Regions from separate parts of the Homo sapiens genome. Here region 2 is linked to region 1. Evidence: chromatin loops called from intact Hi-C (ENCODE). Cell type or tissue: PC-9. All regions are shown on one strand.

Region 1 (2,500 bases):
GCGCGCCAAGGGAGGGGGCGCCGTCCCCCGGCGGCGAGCCAGGCCCTGCCCGCGCCCGGACGTCGCAGCCCAGCCCGGGGACAGCCCCCGCCCGGCCGCCCGGGGCGCAGCCGCGGCCCGGCCACCGCAGGAGCGCCCGCCGGTCCGGCCCTCCCCTGCCCGCCCGCCGGCCCCTCGCTGGGGCCCGCTGGCCCGGGCGCCCCGCAGCCCCGGCGCCGCCTCGGATCAGCCGCCCGCCAGCGCCGCGCGGAACTTGCGAAACAACAAACAGTCCGACATGCCCGAGGCGGCGGCCGCGGGGCCCGGTCCTCCCCTGAGCCTCGGGCCCTGCCCGACCCGGGCAGCCCAGGGGGCGCCGCCGCGACAACTTGTTCCGGCCCAGCGCGCCACACACGCGCACACGCACACGCGCGCACACACGTCCTGCCACCGCCCCCTCGGGCGGCCCCGGGACCAGGGCACACTCGCAGCCGCGGCCCAGGCGCGCTCCACACTCGCAACATTCCTGGACGCGCAGCCAGCACACACGGACACATTCGCACACACTCACATCCGTTCCAGACTCGCTCCCACACACGCATTCCCGGCACACTTGGCATTCACTCGGACCCACGCGGCCCCCGGCAGCACACACCACATACCCTAGACACTCCCCACACGTACACAGCGCACGGACACACACGTTCCGGACCCGTTCCCACGCCTTCACACATGTACACGGATCTCAAAAGCACACACGCCACACACGCGTTCCCGGATCCACACTCAGGCGGGATCCAGAGAGCACCCTTGGCCACAGGCATAACACAAACACACAACCCACTCGCAGACACAAAACAAACAGCACTCCCGGCCAGGCATACAAAATGCAAACAAATGCAACACATTAGCAGATACAACTCCCGCAACACAACCAAACTCAGATGCACACACAACCCACTTGGCCACACAAACACTACACACTGGCAGACCCACAAGACACTCAGCGCACACCCAATGCCTCGATGCACACAACATTCACCCCCAACATACTCGCCGACACACATCACCTTTTCTTGCGCACAGAACTCACGGACACACAACATTCGCAGTCACGCAACACCCCGGGCACACAATCGCCCATCCTACGCTCAGACACACACAGGGAGCACGCTCGTAACGCCCGGTCACTCAACACTCACACTTTCTTCCGAGCTACGCCACGGGCCCCGAGGCTCGGCGGGGCAGGCTCGGTCCGGCCGCCGCGCGCTTACCTGCCGGAGTCTCGGTCTCCGGCGCGCAGAGCTGGAAGGTGAGTGCCAGCACGAGCGCCTGGGCACGGGCCATGGTTGGAGCGTCGCCGCCCGTCCCGGGGCCCGGCGCGGGGGACGCCGCCCCCGGAGCCCGAGCCCAGCCCGAGGCGAGCCGGAGCCCGAGCCGGAGCGGAGCGGCGCGGCGCGGAGCGGGACTGGCGCCGAGTCCAGAGCGCGAGCCGGAGCAAGCGGGGCGCTGACGTCAGGCCCGGCCGCGGGTTCGGCGGTCTCGCGGCGCTCCCTGCTGGCCACGGCGGGTGCTGCAGCGGGTCCGGCCGCCCGCTAGCCCTGGCGCGCCCCTCCCCCGCTCCCGCATCCTCCCCGCCATGAGGCCCCGCGGCTGGGTCTGGACGCCCACGGACGTCTCCACGGACCGGGCACCAACACTGCCAGGCGAGCACGCTCATGGCCCACGCCTAGCTCCCGTACAGCGCTCTCAGGGACGGTGACCCAGGGACACCCGGCCTCTGTCCCATCCGATGCCTGAATCCCTTGTACCTTGGCGCCTTCAAATGCGTGTTCTACATACCTCCAGGAACAGGGCGCTCATCACCTGGCCAAGAGCGGTTGTTGGGGCTTTGGAAACGCCGGCTTTTAGAAAGTTTTTCATTTCATGACGTGCAAGTCTACCTCCCTCACTAGCCCTCACTGGTCCTACTCTACCTTCTGGCTACACAGGTTAAATGTATTTGGGCCTCTACCCAGAACGAGCCCTCGCACTATGATCTGCAAACTCGTTGCTCATTACTATGTAAGACCAGGTACCTTCTATGTGTTTAACCCACATGGACTCATTTAATCATCATATATTAGGTATGCAATAATTATACTGCATAAATACTGTTATGCAACAGTATTTGACAGCACCGAGATTTGAATCAAAGTTGTTTGGTTTGAATTGAATAGGGGCTGAGACCTTCCTCCCATCTGGACACCTATTCATTCAACAAATATTTATTGGGGTCTATTCATTTATTCAACAATTACTATAGGCCAGGGTAGAGATATAAAACAGACAAAAATTCCCTACTCTCATGGACCTTACATTCCAGTGGGAAGACAAGAACAGTAAACAACCAAAAAAACAAAAACAAAAAAGCAAACCCTCTGGTGTACGTCCTTTATCACTGTCTCATACACCAGGAAATTTGGGGGTGGTGGGGGGACAGGGAAGGGAAGGGGAATTGTTGCAATTTCAAATAGAGTGC
Region 2 (2,500 bases), 86 kb before region 1:
CAGGTGCCCCTCCTGCAACTGGGGACAGGGGCAGCCAGCCAGGGAGGACATGAGCACCAGGGTCCCAGGGGCCCCTGATGACACAGAGGGTCATTAAAAGCTGCCCCAGCCACCACCCAGGGTCCTTCCCTGGGGCTCCTCAGACCACTCACCCGAGAGATGTTCTGCACCCGGAAGACTCGAGCCACTAAGTCTTCATCAGCTGTGCCCGACATAAACTCCACCTCCATGAGGCCATATTGCTGCCGGCCTGGCTCTGGCCAGTACTGCAGGCAGGGCTGGGCATAAGCACGGAGAGGGGAGAGCTGAGTAGAGCCTGGCCGGGGCTCACCCCACAGCCATGCCCACCCCAAGGGCTCCACACTTGCCCTGTGGCTCCCACGAACCCTGGCCCACCCACTCACTCCAGACTCACCTTCAGCAGCTCCCCCAATCACCACCAGTTGCCCACAGGCTGCAAGGCCCACCTGCCCCAATGCGTTCTGCACTGACACGTTCAGATCAGCCAAGATGAACCCTTTGCAAACTGCACTGATGCCTACTGCTGTGCAGCTAGAAAGCTACACCTTAACCGGTTCACACGCTCCTACATGAGGCTGCCTGCTTCCAGGAATAGGCCTGGATCACTCCCACCCACCCCAGAACCTCCCCCCAGCCTTCTCTCTCACTGCCTCTGCCCTTCAGCACCAGCTCACAGAGGTGGGGTGTCCCTGATGCTGCAACACAGTTCAGTACCCCCACTTCTGCCCCAGGACCCCTCCATGGAGTCAGGGTCCTAAATACAACCCCCTCCCAGACTCCAGACTGTGGAGGGACAGAGGAGGTACAGCCCTATGACCTAACACACACAAACACACGTACAAATACACACACACATCCTCCAGGCTAAGTATCCTGAGCCTCAGTTTCTAGTCTCAGCTCTGCCTGAAGCCCAGGAAAGGCTCTTCCTTTCTCTTGGCCTCAGTTTCTCCGTCGGTAAAATGACTCCCATCCTCTCCCAAAAAGACACCGTGCTCATCAATCCCCTCTGACCACAGCCCAGGACAGGAGGACACCACCTTCCTCATTTTGCCTCAGGTCCTGGCAACCCTGTGCGTTCAGAACCCTGCACAGGCTGCTCCCTCTCCACGGGTCTCTCTTCCTCCACCTCCTCACCTAGTTAATTCTGCCCTTCCCACACATCTCAGCTCAGACACTACCTCCTCCAGGAAGCCATCGCCGATACATGATCCCCCGGACTTCTCTGTCCCTGTGCCAGCTCTTTCATAGCTCTTTTCCCTCTGTGCTGTCACTATCAGTTTTTCTACCTGTTTCCTCCTGGACCATGAGATCTGGGAGGGGCTGTGTCTCTTCTCCCTCTGTCTCCTCCCTGCCCACTGCAGGGAGCTGTTCATGGGCAAAGTTGGTTGAGCAGATGAGCAAATCAGTGCCCAGTGAACTACATCTCTGTGAGCCTCCCTCTGGGCCTCTCCCCTCTACCCTAGCAAGGATGGTTCCTGCTGCACCAGGGCTGAGGCCCATTATCCTGTAGTCCTGGGTCATTTTCACAAAGTGCCTGACTCATAAAGAGCCCAGTTAATGCAATCTTCTCAAGGAGGCCATTAAGAAGCTGTTGTACTCATTTTACAGCAAATCTTCCTAGCCCCCTGGGCCCAGCAGAAAGCTGGGGTGGGAAGGGGTCCAGAGACCTAAAGCACATGGTCAGGCAGGGCTGGAAGGCTGGGTATCTGTACTTCTTGGGAGCTCCAAAGGGAAACAGGGGAGTCAGAGGGGCTGCCCCCAGGCTGAGGTCACTGAACCAGTGTCTGGGCCAATCTCAGATACAACTGTCACCCTCATCATCTTTGTCCCTGCCACATACCACATGCCTACTGTGCAGCAGACACAGCAGTGCCACATATCCTATGCACACCTGACCTGGTCCTCACAATAACCCCACAAGAACAGGTCCTATGATGGCCCCCATTTTACAGAGAAGGAAAGTAAAACTCAAAAGAGGTCAATCAACTTACCCTAGATCAAACAGTCAGAAAGTAGGAGGCTTGAATTGTACTCTACCTCGGAGGCCCCCATGATGGGCGCTTTAGTGGAGTGACTAAAAGAGCAGAAGCTCTGGAATGAGGCAGCTGAGGCTGGGGAGCACAGCTCTGCCCCTCCCCAGCCATGTGGCCCTGGAGAAGGCACTGAACCTCTTTGGGTCTTAATTTTCTCACTGAAGCCTTCCCTCCAAGGTCATTATAGATTCTAAATAAGACCATGAGTGCAAAGCAGTCCCTGGCTTAGCAGGGGGCCAATAAAGAGCAACTGTGGCCAGAGGCAGTGGCTCATGCCTATAATCCCAGTTCTTTGGGAGACCAAGGTGGGAGGATCACTTGAGGCCAGGTGTTCGAGACCAGTCCAGGCAACACAGTGAGACCTTGTCTCTACTGAAAAAAAAAAAAAAAAAAAAAAATCAGACAGCTGTGGTGATGCAGCCTGTAGTCCCAGCTACTCGATAGGC

The links. A loop is a pair of places that touch in the nucleus more often than their neighbours do. Peaks named below come from ENCODE experiments on the same cell type or tissue, not always from the same donor. Only the 100,000 strongest peaks of a DNase experiment are listed, where the experiment ranks them.
Region 2: a loop joins it to region 1, with 5 times the contacts of the local background. A loop is called at or near these places in 11 of 110 quality-filtered maps.

The regions. Positions count from the first base shown.
Region 1 is chr1:29,235,471-29,237,970 of GRCh38, reverse strand. It overlaps PTPRU (protein tyrosine phosphatase receptor type U), which reads right to left and starts at 1,449. Exons shown (of 30, transcript NM_133178.4): 1 at 1,254-1,449. The coding sequence starts at 1,326. RefSeq lists a silencer at 1,327-1,646. In PC-9, a CTCF peak has its summit at 1,503 (motif pointing left); no DNase peak of the experiment used is centred here; H3K4me3 peaks cover 1,299 bases; H3K27ac peaks cover 1,193 bases.
Region 2 is chr1:29,321,149-29,323,648 of GRCh38, reverse strand. It overlaps PTPRU (protein tyrosine phosphatase receptor type U), which reads right to left. Exons shown (of 30, transcript NM_133178.4): 27 at 153-278; 28 at 1-18. Among named protein-coding and RNA genes, the nearest start is that of LINC01756, 28 kb to the left of the region's middle. In PC-9, no CTCF peak of the experiment used is centred here; no DNase peak of the experiment used is centred here.